2 separate regions of the Homo sapiens genome follow, and region 1 is linked to region 2. The links are chromatin loops, found by intact Hi-C in ENCODE. Cell type or tissue: heart right ventricle. All regions are shown on one strand. Links, peaks and the distances in the headings refer to the core of each region. The heading gives the core; the rest is flanking DNA. Region 1 overlaps SNHG14 (small nucleolar RNA host gene 14). Region 2 overlaps SNHG14 (small nucleolar RNA host gene 14).

Region 1 (8,336 bases), core at 207-8,206, 59 kb before region 2:
AGCCTGTAATTCCAGCTACTTGAGAGGCTGAGGCAGGAGAATCAAGCGAAAATCGCTTGAACCTGGGAGGTGGAGGTTGCAGTGAGCCGAGATCATGGCGTGGCACTGGACTCCAGCCTGGGCGAAAGAGCAAGGCTCCAGCTCAAAAAAAAAAAAAACGAATTAGAAGCAGAAACTCAAAGAGGTATCTGCACACCCATGTTCATAGCAGCATTATTTGCATTACCCAAAAGGCAGAAGCAACCTAAACATCCACTGATGGATTAATAAATAAAATGTAATGCATACATGCAATGGAGTATCATTCAACCTCAAAAAGGAAGTACATTCTGATGCATGCTACAACATGGATGAATTTTGGAAACACTACACAGAATGAAATAAGCCTGTCACAAAAGGACAAATACTGTATGATTCCATTTATACGAGATATCCAGACTAATCAAATGTCATGGAGACAGGAAGTAGAATGGTGGTTGCCAGGGGATGGGGTGTGGGGAGGAGGAAACGGAGTTATTATTTAATGGGCAATTTTCAGTTTTGTAAGACAAAAAGTTCTAGAGCTAGACAGTGGTGATGGTTGCACATCAATGTGAATGCACTTAGTGCCCCTGAAACGGGTAAGATGAAAATTTTATGTAATGTTTTTACAATTTAAAAAGTGCAAAGCATTATCAAAAAGTAGCAAATACACTAGATTCACATGAAAAGCAAGTCAAGATGAAATTTTTTTTTAATTAAAAAAATTTTTAGAGACAGTCTTGCTCTGTCATCCAGGCTAGAGTACAGTGGTGAGATCATGGCTTGAACTCTTAGGCTCAAGCAGTCCTCCCACCTCAGCCTCCTGAGTAGCTGGGACTACAGGTGCACATCACCATGCCTGTTTTGTTTTTGTCTTGCTTTTTCGTTTTTTTTGTTTTGTTTTGTTTTGTAAATACAGGGTATCACTGAAAATTTTTTAAATACTAAAAAGTGTCAATAATTATACATTTCTAGGGAAATTGTTTTGATTTTTTTGTTTGTTTGTTTGTTTTAGACGGAGTCTCGCTCTGTCGCCAGGCTGGAGTGGTGTGGCATGATCTCGTCTTGCTGCAATCTCCGGCTCCCTGGTTCAAGTGATTCTCCTGCCTCAGCCTCCCAAGTAGCTGGAATTAGAGGCACGCACCACCATGCCCAGCTAATTTTTGTATGTTTAGTAGAGAGAGTTTCACCACGTTGGCCAGGATTGTCTCGATCTCCTGACCTCATGATCCACCTACCTCAGCCTCCCAAAGTGCTGGGATTACACACGTGAGCCATCGCACCTGGCCGGTTTTATTACTTTATAAGTTACTGGCAAGATACATTTATTTCTCATCAGCAGTAAATTCCATTGATAACTGAAAATAAGTAAAATATTTCTTTGGTCCCTGATGTGGTTTGAGTCTGTGCCCCCATCCAAATTTCATGTCAAATTGTAATCCCCAATGTTGGACGTGGGGCCTGGTGGGATGTGACTAGATCACAGGGGTGGATTTCCCCTTTGGTGCTCTTCTTGTGATATATCACAAGATCTGGTTGTCTGAAAGTGTGTGGAACCTCCTCCCCTTGCTCTCTCTCTCCTGCTTCTGCCATGTAAAGATGTGCCTGACTCCCCTCTGCCTTCTGCCATGATGCAAGTTTCTTAGGGACTCCCCAGCCATGATTCCTTTAGAGCCTTCAGAACCATTAGCCAATTAAACCTCTTTTCTTTATAAATTACCCAGGCTCGGGTAGTTCTTTATAGCAGTGCAGGAATGGACCAATACAGTCCCCAATTTCCTGACCTAACTATCACTAGGCCCTTGGTCCAAATTTGTACCATGTTCAAATCTGACTCCGTTTCTGCCAAAATTCTGGTTTCCAACACCTTCACAGTTCAGCACCGCCATCCCTACCAGATATCAGGAACATGGGCTTTCTGAAAATTAACATGGGAGCCTAACTTGGCCTCCTAATTCTGGATGCCAAGCAGCAAATTAAGCTTTCTCTAATTCTCACCACAAAGTTTTACACAAAATCATGGAATATAAAGAAGTATCTTTTGGCAGCAGGTTCAGAATTCACAGGAAAGTTGCAGTCATCTTCAGTGGGAGATTAGGTGCAAAAGGGAGAAATAACACAATTTTTTTTTTTTTTTGAGACAGAGTCTTGCTCTGTTGCCCAGGCGGGAGTGCAGTGGCATGATCTCGGCTTACCACAACCTCCGCCTCCTGGGTTCAAGTGATTCTCCTGCCTCAGCCTCTCAAGTAGCTGGGACTTCAGGCATGCGCTACCATGCCCAGCTAATTTTTGTATTTTTAGTAGAGACGTGGTTTTCACTATGTTGGCCAGGCTGGTCTTGAACTGACCTCGTGATCCACCCACCTTGGCCTCCCAAAGTACTGGGATTACAGGGGTGAGCCACCGCACCCAGCCCATGATTTTTAATTCTTCTCTGTCTGGCCCCAAAGAGTGAGCACCCATAGTCCACTTTTTCCAGAAGCAAGAAGGACTTTCTTATGCTCAACCTTATTTTAGGGCAACTTTTCAGACTCCACTGCTCTGAAAACTCTCCTGTTTAAAACTTCCCTTGATTATATTTGCTCCAAATAGATCACACATGCTTGAGATGACATGTTTAAAGCAAATGACCTCCAGTCCAGACTTCTTGGCGTGGGCAGGACTCCTTAAAAACACTGCAGCCTCCTCTCTCTTCCTTACCTTGTTCCCAAAATGCTTCCCACTTCCCACTCAAGAAACAAAACATTCCCTATCCACTCATGGTCCTGTCACATCCAAATCTTAGCTCAGATTCTTGCCTCCTAACTTACAGAATCTCTTTCTCCATCCTTCTGTTCTCAGCTTGAACCCTTCAGAAAGCTTCTCAGGAATGTTTTGCAGGCAGAGACCCATTCACAAAGCACAATCCCTACATCAGTACTTATATTTATGTTTCATATGATCTCACCTATTAAACAAAAATCGAACTTTTTTTTTTTTGGAGACAAAGTCTCGCTCTGTTGCCCATGCTGGAGTGTAGCGGCATGATCTCGGCTCACTGCAACCTCAACCTCCCGGGTTCAGGCAATTCTCCTGCCTCAGCCTCACGAGTAGCTGGGACTATACGGGCATGCTGCCATGCCCAGCTAGATTTTTGTATTTTAGTAGAGATGGGGTTTGACTGTGTTGCCCAGGCTGGTCTCGAACTCCTGAGGTCAGGCAACCGGCCTGCAACGGCCTCCCAAAGTGCTGTGATTACAGGTGTGAGCCACTGAACCCGGCACAAAAATTTAACTTCTACTAGACTGAAACCTCTGTGATGAAAGCACTTTTATCTTGCTAACTTGTGATCTCCCAACAAAATATGCACAAGCAACTGAGTACCTGCCCCCATCTGGCCATATAAATCAGAGGTCAGCCAAGCACGGTGGCTCATGCCTATAATCCCAGCACTTTGGGAGGCTGAGGCAGGCAGATCACTTGAGCTCAGGAGTTTAAGACCAGCCTGGGAAATATGGTGAAACCCCGTCTCTACCAAAAATACAAAAGATTAGCTGGGAGCGGAGGCACACGCCTCTGCTTCCAGCTACTCAGAAGGCTGAGATAGGATTGCTTGAGCCCGGCGGGTGGAGGTTGCAGTGAGCTGAGATGACGCCACTGCTTTATAGCCTGGATGACAGAGTGAAACCCCATTTCAAATAATAATCAATCAATGAATCAGGCAGAGATCAGCAGCCTTTTTCTGTAGAGAGGAGAGCCAGAGAGTAAATATTTTAGGCTTTGAGGACGATCACTCACAACTACTCAACCTTTGTAGTGTGAAGTGTGAAAGCAGTCACAGACAATATGTAAACAAGTGGGCATGAGTGTATTCCAATAAAACTTCACTTATGGACCGTGAAATTTGAATCTTATATAATTTTTATTAAATGCTATTCTTTTGCTTTTTTCAAGTATTTATTTATTTTATTTTTTGAGACAGAGTCTCACTCTGTTGCCCAGGCTAGAGTGCAATGGCATGATCTCGGCTCACTGCAACCTCCGCCTCCCAGGTTCAAATGATTCTCCTGCCTCAGCCTCCTGAGTAGCTGGGACTACAGGCATGCACCACCACACCCAGCTAATTTTTGTATTTTTAATAGAGACGGGGTTTCACCATGTTGGCCAGGCTGGTCTCGAACTCCCAAACTCAGGTGATTCGCCCGCCTCGGCCTCCCAAAGTGATGGGATTACAGGTGTGAGCCACCGCACCTGGCTCAAGTATTTAAAACCATAAAAAACTTTGTTAGCTCACAAGCCATACATGTATGCATAGCAGTCCAAATTTAGCCACAGGTTGCACTTGGCTGACCCCTGGTATAAATTAATACAGACGGAGTCAGTCCCTAAATTTGTCTCCATGATCTCATTCTTTCTGTTTTCCAATTAGCCTGTGGACTTCCCCGTATCTTACCAGAAGACTGCCTTGATGAAAATCCTTCAATGAATGCCATGTACCCTCTACTCAATGGGCCTGCCCACCTGGTAGACCCCACACCTTGTCTCCTCTTCTGTTTCTCCTTATACCTGTAAGTCAGGACTTCTGCCCTTCTGGCAATCCCTTTGATGTGTTCAGTTCCCTTGACTGTGAATGGCCATCAAATTCTCCTCTATTTTTAGTAGAAACAGGGTTTCATCATGATGTCCAGCCTGGTCTCGAACTCCTGACCTCAGGTGATCCGCCCACCTCAGCATCCTGAAGTGCTGGGATTACAGGCATGAGCCACCGTGCCCAGCCTAAGACCTAGGGGCTTGCCTCTGAACCCCAACTCAACCACCGTTTTCCCCAAGAATCCCCTCCCAGCCTCTCTCCTCTAGGCTCCTACACACACCATACTAAGCTCATTATCCTCTTGTAGATATCAGGTATGTCTGATTGTTTTTTTTTTTCTTTAAACCAGCCGCCCTCCAGAGCCACAGATGTTTTCCTAACAGCTGGCAAAAAGTCAACTTTTCTTTTCTTTTTGTTTTTTTGAGACAGGGTCTCATTCTGTCGCCCAGGCTAGAGCACAGTGGCATGGATCTTGGCTAACTGCAGCCTCAACTTCCCAGGCTCAAGTGATCCTCACACTTCAGTCTGTCAAGTAGCTAGGACTATCAGCACGCACCTCCAAGCCCGGCTAATTTTATTTTTTGTAGAGAAGAGGTCTCCCTGTGTTGCCCAGGCTGGTCTCAAACTCCTGGACTCAAGTAATCCTCCTGCCCCAGCCTCCCAAAGCGCTGGGATTACATGCATGAGCTCCATGCCCAGTCAAAAGTAAACTTTCAATCAAGATTACAGACTTGGCCAGGCATGGGGGCTCACGCCTGTAATCCCAGCACTTTGGGAGGCTGCGGCAGGTGGGTCACCTGAGGTCAGGAGTTCCAGACCAGCCTAACCAACATCGTGAAACCCCATCTCTACTAAAAATACAAAATTAGCTGGGTGTGGCGGCACATGCCTGTAATCCCAGCTACTTTGGAGGCTGAGGCAAGAGAACCACTTGAACCTGAGAGGCCAAGGTTGCAGTGAGCCGAGATTGTGTCATTGCACTCCAGCCTGGGCAACAAGAGTGAAACTCTGTCTCAAAGGAAAAAAAAAAAAACATTTACAGACTCAATGACTCTTATTGGTGGAATACACATTATGATTGACAGAGATAGTCTTCTTGACCAAACTCTAGCCAGGTTCCTCTGAGCTGCCTTCTCAACTAGGTCTTACGCTGGGCACAGTGGCTCATGCCTGGAATCCCAGCACTTCAGGAGGCTGAGGCAGGCGGATCACCTGAGGTCAGGAGTTCAAGACCAGCCTGGACATCATGGTGAAACCCCGTTTCTACTAAAGTACAAAAATTGGCCAGTCGTGGTGGCGAGCACCTGTAATGCCAGCTCCTCGGGAGGCTGAGGCAGGAGAATCACTTGAACCCAGGAGGCGGAGGGTGCAGTGAGCCAAGATCGCACCATTGCACTTCAGCCTGGGCAACAAGAGCAAAACTCCATCTCAAAAAACAAAGAAACAAAGTCAGTCTTAACCCTGGCCTATAAATATTTGAACAAAATACTAACATAGATTCTAGCATCTCAAGGCCATATCCCCTGGTTGACTGTATCCCCCTTAAATAGCCTGCCTGAAAAAAGTGAAGCCTCCCAAATGAATTTACTCTTTGTTCCAGCCAACAGCAGAAGATAGGGCCCCTGTCTCCTGGCCTCTGTGCGAGGGTCATAGTCTAACTTCAAACAGCACCAGTTAGCAATCCCAGGTAGGTTTTACATGGAACCACCACTTTTGGTAAATTTTTACTTCTCTGACTCAACTGAGCATACCCTACCCCACAACTCAACTCCCTCCTATTCCCTGATTTTCCCTTTGTGGGTGAAGCAAAGTCTTTTTTTTTTTTTTTTTTTTTTTTTTTTTTGAGACAGGTTCTCACTCTGTCACCCAGGCTACAGTAAAGTGGTGAGATCTTGGCTCACTGCAACCTCTGTCTCCTCAAGTTCAAGGGATTCTCCCACCTCAGCCCCCTGAGTAGCTGGGACTACAGCCATGTGCCACCATTCCCTGCTAATTTTTGTATTTTTGTAGAGACAGTGTTTCACGATGTTGCCCAGGCTGGTCTCGAACTCCAGAACTCAAGCCATTCACCCCCCGCCCCTCCACCTCCCAAAGTGTAGGATTACAAGCGTGTGGCACCCCGCCCAGCCTAGGTCTTGATGTATTGCCCAGGCTGGTCTCAAACCCCTGGCTCAAGCAATCCTTCTGCCTCAGCCTCTGCAGTAGCTTCATTCCAGTGTCCAGTAGACACCCAGCTTCATTCTTCCTTTAAAATACCCAGTCACCTCTGTACACACCAAAGTTGAGTTCAGTTCATGCTGGACTTTCTTCACGATTACAATAGTTATTAGTGATTAAAATGTGTCCTTACCACTATAACTAATACCCAGCTTTTGTTTTTCTTTAACATAATTAAGGTAGAAAAAACTGGAATAAAATCATTCAGTATATCCTGGCAGCATTATTAATACAGACAGGGGCCAAGGAAGGAAATGTTGTGCCAGGCAAAAATAAAAACCAGAAGAAGCAAAACTAATTGCAAAGTTCCTAGTAATCAAATAATATGACTTTTTTAAAAGTTAGCTTGTAGTAACGTACTCTCAACTAGAAAAAAGTTTTATAGAATTTATTAAAGCTCACTTTTTTGTTTTTTGAGACAGAGTCTCACTCTGTCGCCCAGGCTGGAGTGCAGTGGTGTGATCTTGGCTCACTGCACCCACTAGGGCTCCCCACCTCAGCCTCTTGAGTAGCTGGGACTACAGGTGTGCACCACCATGCCTGGCTAATTTTTTTTTTTTTTTTCTGAGACAGACTCTTGCTTTGTCGCCCAAGCTGGAGTACAGTGGCACAATCTTGGCTCGCTGCAACCTCCACCTCCCAGGTTCAAGCAATTCTCCTGCCTCAGCCTCCCGAGTAGCTGGGCTTACAGATGCTCACCACCATGCCCTGCTAATTTTTTATTTTTAGTAGAGACGGGGTTTCACCATGTTGGCCAGTCTGGTCTTGAACTCCTGACCTCGGGATCCACCCGGCCCGGCCTCCCAAAGTACTGGGATTTACTGGGATTACAGGCGTGAGCCACTGCACCCAGACTTTTTTTTTTTTTTTTTTTGTATTTTTGTAGAGACAGGGTTTCCCTATGTTTCCCAGGCCGGTCTCAAATTCCTGAGCTCAGGTGATCCTCCCTTCTCAGTCTCCCAAAGTGCTGGGATTACAGGTGTACCACAGCCAGCAAAGCTGAGTTCTAATAAGGTATAGGTGAACCTAGACAGATTTCTGAAGGCAATAATCTATATTCTGAGAATTTAAGGACATAGGCAAAATAAAAAATATCTATGCATAAAATATTTTTTGCCCTCATGTAAAATAATATATTTCTCCATCTCATCATTGAAATAAAAAGAAACCTAATAAATCATCTATTTAACATTTACTCATAGACCCAATCACTATGAAAGATCAGTCTTGAACAGTTTTTTTTTTTTTTTTTTTGGACTGTGGTGTAATTTTTATATTTTTTATCTAGAAAAAAATTTATTATTTTTATTTATTTATTTTTGAGATGGAGTCTCGCTCTGTCACCCAGGCTGGAGTGCAGTGGCACAATCTCGGCTCACTGCAAGCTCGCCCTGTCACTACAGGCACCTGCCACCACGCCCAGAGAATTTTTTGTATTTTTGGTGGAGACAGGGTTTCACCGCGTTAGCCAGGAGGGTCTTGATCTCCTGACCTCGTGATCCACCCGCCTTGGCCTCCCAAAGTGCTG
Region 2 (8,336 bases), core at 244-8,243:
AAAATGAACAGCATAGCTGTGTTCCAATAAATATTTATTTAAAAAAGAAAGCAAACATGCTGGGCAGAATTTGACCCTCAGGCCATATGCAAACAAAAAAATATGTGATGTTGTTCATTCCAGCACAAGGGTGACAGACATGGTCTCTGCAGAAAGAAGACTGGTTTTGTATTCACACTTCGCCACTAATTGCTGCTTTGAAAAGGCAAATGCATTTTACATTTATTTTCTCATCTAAACAATGTTTCATTTCATAGAAAACATCACACATATATTTTCTGAGCTTCAATTAAATGTATAATTTCTTTCTTTCTTTTTTTTTTGTAGAGACAGAATCGCACTCTGTCCTCCAGGCTAGAGTGCAGTGGCGGGATCTCGGCTCACTGCAACCACCGCCTCCCAGGTTCAAGCAATTCTCCTGCCTCAGCCTCCCGAGTAGCTAGGACTACAGGCGAACACCACCACCCCCGGGTAATTTCTTTTGTATTTTAGTAGAGACGAGGTTTCACCGTGTTGCCCAGGCTGGTCTCGAACCCCCGAGCTCAGGCAATCTGCCTGCCTCGGCCGCCCAAAGTGCTAGGATTACAGGCGTGAGCCACCGCACCCGGCCTAAATGCATAATTTCAAAAGAATACGTGGCGGAAAATAATCACTTAAAAAGTACTAGCTGAAAGTAGTATTGTCCTTTTGCATTCCGGAGGACTATATTTAAAAATACTTTTTTAAATATATTTTAAAAATATATTTTTGAAAATTCAACCTTGTATAATTTTTCTTAAATTACAAATATTCTATAAGGAGATACTAAAACTCTGGGTTTCGAAAGTGTGACCCTGAAGCCTCTACAAGTCCTCTCATATTAAAGGTATATTAGTGGAAAAGATAAACAATAAAGAATATATAAAGAATCTTAAGGACAATACAGAAATGATTAAAGTAGTATCTCATTTCTTAAAAATGACAAGTTCAGTATTTTTGAAAAGGATTTCGTTTTTTTCAAAGAACGCAAAAAAGATAAAATTGTTAATATTGAGAGGGAAGGATATACAATTACTGGTCAATGTTTATGTAACAAGAGGAGGGGCTGTTACAGAAATACAATACAATTTTTCATGGGAAAACAACAAGCAAACTCAAGGCTAATGCACACATAAAGTGCAAGACCAGAACAATTATACGAAGCCTAGAAAGCAAATTTTTACGAGTAAAACGCAGGTTAACGCTTGCGAAGAAAGGGAGACTCCCGGCGGGCGCCATAAGCGGAACAGACCCTCGGGGCGCACGGAAACGGAAACCGGAAGGAGAAAAGGCGCCCCAATTCCGCCTGCGCTGTGCAGGCGCGCCGAAGATCGGCCCCTGCGGGCTGCCGTTCTCCCCAACTGTCAGGTGACCTTCCCGTAGCGCACTGCGGGTTTGTCGGCCGCTCAGAACGGTGGCACATTTCTTGCGGGCTGCGTGGCAGCGGTGGTTGCGGTAATAGCCATGTGGGTAGCAGTGAGACCCGTGGGGCTTCAGGAGCCCTAGACCCGCCACGGAAACTTGAGCGAATACGCCAGAGCTCTCTATCAGATTGGAAAGCGTTTTAAAGAATAACTTAACAAGGCTTTAACCTAAGAAGTCCCGTTCATTTTGTGAACTGTAGTGGTACTGAATATATGTATGGAAACACACACTCATTTACTCAAGGATTTAATGTGTCACAGTTAAGAGTCAACTAGTTTTACAATCAAATTTTATGTGTTTGTCCATGGTAACACAATCGTGTACATGCATGTTTGTAAGTGAAAGAATCAGCCACTAGCACTCACATCGTTCTTTAACCCGTGCACTACTTAAGAGCAGGTGACTGGAAAAGTGAGCATGGGCCAGGCTTCCCTGTATCGTTGCTGGACATTATTAGATTGCATTTTTTTTCTTTTTTAGACGGAGTTTCGCTCTGTCGCCAGGCAGTGGCCCGATCTTGGCTTACCACAACATCCTCCTCCCGGGTTCAAGCGATTCTCCTGCCCCAACCTCCCGAGTAGCTGGGATTACAGGCGCGCGCCACTGCGCCCGGCTAGTGTGTTTGTGTGTGTGTGTGTGTGTGTGTGTGTGTGTGTGTTTTGTAGAGATGTTTCACCATATTGGCCAGGCTGGTCTTGAACTCCTGACCTCAGGTGATCCGCCGGCCTTGGCCTCCCAAAGTGCTGGGATTACAGGCGTCAGCCACCGCGCCCGGCCTAGGTTGCATTTTTTAATTCCACAGCATCTATGCATTATGTTTAAGTTTTAAAACAAATTGTAAAAATCCTGCTCAAATCAGCAGTCATTCTTGGTTCCTGGACCCCACCTTTTTTTCTGTACTTATTTAGGTTGCCATTGGTTCCTGTTTCTGTTGATGCTAGATGGCACTGTCAGCACATGGTTCTTCATTCCCTAAAGCTAGTGTAGCACGTGCTTCTGAAATACAAATAAGGTGACTTTAAGGCATGAAAGCAACCTGGACTTGGAGCTGAAATGTCCTTTTCCAGGTGGAGAATTCATTATTGAACTAGCATCTTTCGTAGGGAGGTCTAACTTGAAGAGTAGATTTTATCTGAAAATACGAAAATTTTCTGTGGCCATTTTTCCTGGACCTCAGGCTGTCTCACATTTTCCCCACCCATACTTTTCCTTTGTCTGTACAGAATCTGAACCTAAACCCCATATATTTTTTTCTTCAAATGTATGAGACCCAAATTCTCATTTTACAATTTCAACAGCTGTGTTCCTAAGTGAGCACACCCTAGCTAATGTCTGGAACTACAGAAAATTATAAAATACCAACACATTGACACGGCATTAAATATCTTAAAAATCTAGCCCTGGTATATATTTCTAGCTTCCTTCAAGTGTACTGAAATTGCTGCTCTCCTTGCGATGTCTCAATTTTTTTTGCATTCTATACATTCCCATTCTCTACCTCAATACTAATCATCCTTTGTTATTTATTAGTTCTAATTTACATGGTTTTCAGCTGCTTATTCTTCATCTATTCAATCACAAACTGCCTCTTCGAGGAAACCTTCAATTACCACTTAAATTTGGGTTGTATGCTCATGCATTTTGTGGATTTCAACAGAGTAATGCACATTTCCTACTACAGCATCTTTTTTTTTTTTTTTTTTGAGATGGAGTCTCGCTCTGTGGCCCAGGCTGGAGCGCAGTGGAGCAATCTCAGCTCACTGCAACCTCTGCCTCCTGGGCTCAAGCGATTCTCCTGCCTCGGCCTCCTGAGTAGCTTGGATTACAGGCGCACGCCACCACACTCAGCTAATTTTTGTATTTTTAGCAGAGAAGACGTTTCACCATGTTGGCCAGGCTGGTCTCAAACTCCTGACCTCAGGTGATCCACCATCTCAGCTTCCCAAAGTGTTGAGATTAAAGGCATGAGCCACAGCTCCTGGACCTACAGTATCTTTAATCTGATTTTTATTGCCTATTTGTTGAACGTCTGCTTGACTTGTGCTTTAAATAAAGGAGAAATGTATTTTGGGTTGTAGATGATACTTATGTGGCCAAAGGAAAAAAAATGTACACAAGTGATAAAGACATTAGTCTGCAAGACAAATTAAAAACAAATATTAAAAGGCAAGATTTGAACCTGCATAAGTGTTAGCAAGTAGAAAGAGTGTTGAACACTCCTTATTTTTAAAATTTTTATTTTTTTTGTTTTTTTTCTTTTTTTTTTGAGACAAAGTATCACTCTGCTGCCCAAGCTGGAGTGCAGTGGCACAGTCTCGGCTCACTGCAACCTCCACTTGCCAGGTTCAAGCGATTCTCCTGCCTCAGCCTCCCGAGTAGCTAGGACTGCAGGCATGTGCCACCATGTCTGGCTAGTTTTTGTATTTTTGGTAGAGATGGGGTTTCACTATGTTGGCCAGGCTGGTCTCGAACACCTGACCTCAGGTGATCTGCCCGCCTCAGCCTCCCAAAGTGCTGGGATTACAGGCATGAACTACCGCACCCGGCCTAAAATTTTTATTTCTGTAGAGACAGTGTTTTGCTATGTTGCCTAGGCCTTTCTCAAACTCCTGGGCTCAAGCAGTCCTCACACCACAGCCACTTAAATTGCTGGGATTACAGGTGTGAGCTACCATGCCCAGTGGAAAACTCTTATACATACATATTAAAGTTCAATGGGGGGAAAATTGATTTTTCTATCAATGTTCTAGGAAATTGAATATTCTTCTGTTGCGGTGGGGGAGGGAATAAAAATCTCACCTTTGACCTCACATTACATACAAAATGATCACCAGATGGTTCATTGACCTGAACTTAAAAACGATTTAATGTAGCATTTAGATTGAAATTGAGAAAAATAATTTCATGACTATTGTGTAAAGCACAATTTCTGAAACTAGACTTAGGATGTATTTATCATAGAAAAGATATTCTAACATAGTTGATGTAAACAAAGATTCTGGAGACAGACAAAGTCAAGCTCAGGTTTTTCTACTCTTTTCCTGTAAGGCTTTAGCTCAGATTCACAACTGGAACTTGGGAGTGGTAATATTGCCTACCTCTTGAAATGTTGTGAGAATTGAATGAACTAATAATACTTAAAACCTGTAGACTAATAGCACATCTATACTAAACATGAAGTCAGCATTTTCTCATACAGTGTTTTCTAAGGAATTGAAATAGTTATTATTTGAGTCAATTGTAAAATGCATCATTATTTTATGTCACAATATAGGAATAAATTCGTAGACTATAGGACAAATACATCTTATCACTTACAATTTTATATTATTACTGAAAAAAACTTTCAACTACTATAAATGCAGGTATTAGTCTTATATCACTTCTATGATGACAAAGATGGAAAATATAAGCAGAATACACTAACAACAGCATTCCTAAAATTCCTGTCACTCAGATCAAACTCTTCTGAATCACCTTCAACACACCCTGTCCATGATTTACCCCACATTGTCATCATCTTTGCTAATCAGGAACTTTGGTGACATCACATTTCTTGACAGAGTCCTACTCTCCTATTTATGAGATTATTCAACCTACTGACAGCATCTCTGTAAGTTTTGATGGTGATCATATCACCAGAAGACGTCAATCAAAGGTTTTCAGATCAAGTTCATGCATGTGCAGACAAGGACAGCCATATTATGACTAGATTCTGGCAAACTTTGTTTTTACAATGTCAATTTTAAGATGCATCTGTACTTGAACGTTGTTAAAAGGTGCACTCTAACATCAGCTGATTACACTATTCTTTCATTTACTGCCCACTTATCAGTATAAACCCACGGTGGATAGACAGTTTTGCATCTACCACCTTTACTCTAAAGCCTGAGAACCAAAGCTCATCAGCCCTCATTTTCCACTCTGACATTGGTCACTCCTACTCCAGATTGACATATGGCTCGTTTTTGGTCTGCCACTCTGCCTTTTTTTTTTTTTTTTTTTTTTTTGAGACAGAGTCTCACTCTGTCACCCAGGCTGGAGTGCAGTGGTGCGATCTTGGCTCACTGCAAGCTCCACCTCCCGGGTTCATGCCATTCTCCTGCCTCAGCCTCCCAAGTAGCTGGGACTACAGGCGCCTGCCACCACGCCCGGCTAATTTTTTGTATTTTTAGTAGAGACGAGGTTTCACTGTGTTAGCCAGGATAATCTCGATTTCCTGACCTCGTGATCTGCCAGCCTTGGCCTCCCAAAGTGGATTACAGGCGTGAGCCACCGCAGCGGGCAGCCTTTTTTTTTTTTTTCTGAAGATGAATATTTAAGTGAGTTTGTTTTTTTCTCATGGAGTGAATGAAGTATGCTGTGGGAGGTGCGAGGTTTCTTGAATTGCAAATGTCCAAATTACTAGTACATACATATTTGCTATTCTGATCTCAGAAGTGAGAAATGTGGTCTAGATCAGCTGCATCTCTCACTCCAGGTCATCAGATCCCAGGAACTAATTTCCTCATTGAAGGTAGGAATGAGATGTAGAGAATATACTCCGTGATTTCAGACCATAAAAAGAAGAGTTGGCCAGGCACGGTGGCTCACGTCTGTAATCCCAGCACTTTGAGAGGCCGAGGCAGGTGGATCACGAGGTCAGGAGATCGAGACCATCCTGGCTAACACGGTGAAACCCCGTCTCTACTAAAAATACAAAAAATTAGGCAGGCGTGGTGGTGGGCACTTGTGGTCCCAGCTGCTTGGGAGGCTGAGGCAGGAGAATGGTGTGAACCGGGGAGGCGGAGCTTGCAGTGAGCCAAGATTGCACCACTGCACTCTAGCCTGGGCAACAGAGCGAGACTTTGTCTCAAAAAAAAAGAGAGACAAAATATTTGCAGGAGAATTGCTTGAACCCAGGAGGCAGAGGTTGCAGTGAGTCGGGATCGTGCCATTGCACTCCAGCCTGGGTGACTGAGCAATACTCCGTTTCAAAAAAAAAAAAAAGAAACAAAAACAAAAGAAGAGTCTTGATTTTGTGGTTGTCCCTGGGACTGTGGTATGTAGTCCCATGGCTTTGTAGACTAGGTATGGTTCCTGAACACACCCTCTTGCTGTCCAGCAGAGTGATGTCGTTGTGCTATGGGAATCCCTGTTGCTTTTTTTTTGCGGGCAAGGCGGGAGTAATTGGTAAGCTGATTCTAAAATTCATATGGAAATTCATGAGATCTAAAAGAACCACACTGGTAATGAGAAGCAGAACAAAGTTGGATTATGGGATTTCTAAACAATATAAAGTGATAGTAATGAGGACATTGTGGTACTGGCATAAGGACAGTGATATAGGTCAATGGAATATAAGTGACTGTCCAAAGATTAACCCTGACATTTATGGTCTATGGATTGCAAAAGTTGCCAAGGCAATTCAATGAGGAAAACTATTTTTTTTTTTTTTTTTTTTTTTTTGAGACGGAGTCTCGCTCTGTCACCCAGGCTGGAGTGCAGTGTGATCCGCCCGCCTCAGCCTCACAAAGTGCTGGGATTACAGGCGTAAGCCACCGCACCCAGCTTTTTTTTTTTTTTTTTTTTTCGAGACGGAGTTTCACTCTTATTGCCCAGGCTGGAGTGTAATGGTGGGATCTCAGCTCACCACAACCTCTGCTTCCCAGGTTCAAGCGATTCTGCTGTCTCAGCCTGCCAAGTAGGTGGGATTACAGGCATGTTTCATCACACTCAGCTAATTTTTTTATTGTTAGTAGAGACGGGGTTTCTCCATGTTGGTCAGGCTGGTCTCGAACTCCCAACCTCAGGTGATCCGCCCGCCTTGGCCTCCCACAGTGCTGGGATTACAGGCGTGAGCCACTGCGCCCAGCCTAAACTATATTTTCCAAAAAAAAATGTATTTTTGACTGGGTATGGTAGGTGGGTGGATCATCTGAGGTCAGGAGTTTGAGACCAGCCTGGCCAAAATGGTGAAACCCTGTCTCTACTAAAAATACAAAATTAGCCTAGTGTGGTGGCAGGCACCTGTAATCCTAGCCTCTTGGGAGGCTGAGGCAGGAGAATCACTTGAACCCAGGAGGCAGAGGTTGCAGTGAGCTGAGATTGTGCCACTGCACTCCAACCTGGGCAACAAAAGTGATACTCATGTCTCAAAAAAAAAGTTATTTTAAAAATGTATCTTCATGGTCTGAAATTAATGGTTTCTAAGATATAACACAAAAAACACAAGTAACAGAAGCAAAAATAGATAAATTCATCTATTTTTTAAAATGTTTGTCATTCAACATATACTATCAAGAAGTATAAAACAACCCTAAAAAGAGGACAAAAGGCCGGGCGTGGTGGCTTACGCCTGTAATCCTAGCACTTTGGGAGGCTGAGGTGGGCGAATCATGAAGTCAGGAGATCGAGACCATCCTGGCTAACATGGTGAAACCCCGTCTCTGCTAAAAGTACAAAAAAATTAGCCAGGCGTGGTGGTGGGCGCCTGTAGTCCCAGCTGCTTGGGAGGCTGAGGCAGGAGAATGGTGTGAACCGGGGAGGCGGAGCTTGCAGTGAGCCAAGATTGCACCACTGCACTCTAGCCTGGGCAACAGAGCGAGACTTTGTCTCAAAAAAAAAAGAGACAAAATATTTGCTAGTCATATAGGTAATGAGGGTCTACTGTTCAGAATATATAAAAGATTGTCACATCTCAAAAAATAAAAGACAAATACCAACTAAAAATGGGTAAATTGTATAAATAGACATTTCTTCAAAGAATATGTATCCCCAAAGGGCACATAAAAAGATGATTGACATCATTAGTCCTTCAGCAATGCAAATCTAAATCACCGTAAGATATACTTCATAAAATTAAAGGCATATTTTTAAGTTAAGGAAGCCAGTTTGAAAAGATGACAGACTGT

The links. A loop is a pair of places that touch in the nucleus more often than their neighbours do. Peaks named below come from ENCODE experiments on the same cell type or tissue, not always from the same donor. Only the 100,000 strongest peaks of a DNase experiment are listed, where the experiment ranks them.
Region 1: it touches region 2 in a loop (4-fold over the local background); 4 of 110 quality-filtered maps call a loop at or near these places.

What each region holds. Positions count from the first base shown.
Region 1 is chr15:24,929,937-24,938,272 of GRCh38, reverse strand. The region is part of intron 4 of SNHG14 (small nucleolar RNA host gene 14); the gene reads right to left. It also overlaps a transcript of SNRPN not described here. Among named protein-coding and RNA genes, the nearest start is that of SNRPN, 21 kb to the left of the region's middle. In heart right ventricle, for the core only: no CTCF peak of the experiment used is centred there; no DNase peak of the experiment used is centred there; H3K27ac peaks cover 1,942 bases.
Region 2 is chr15:24,871,427-24,879,762 of GRCh38, reverse strand. The region is part of intron 2 of SNHG14 (small nucleolar RNA host gene 14); the gene reads right to left. It also overlaps a transcript of SNRPN not described here. Among named protein-coding and RNA genes, the nearest start is that of SNHG14, 52 kb to the right of the region's middle. In heart right ventricle, for the core only: no CTCF peak of the experiment used is centred there; no DNase peak of the experiment used is centred there; H3K4me3 peaks cover 959 bases.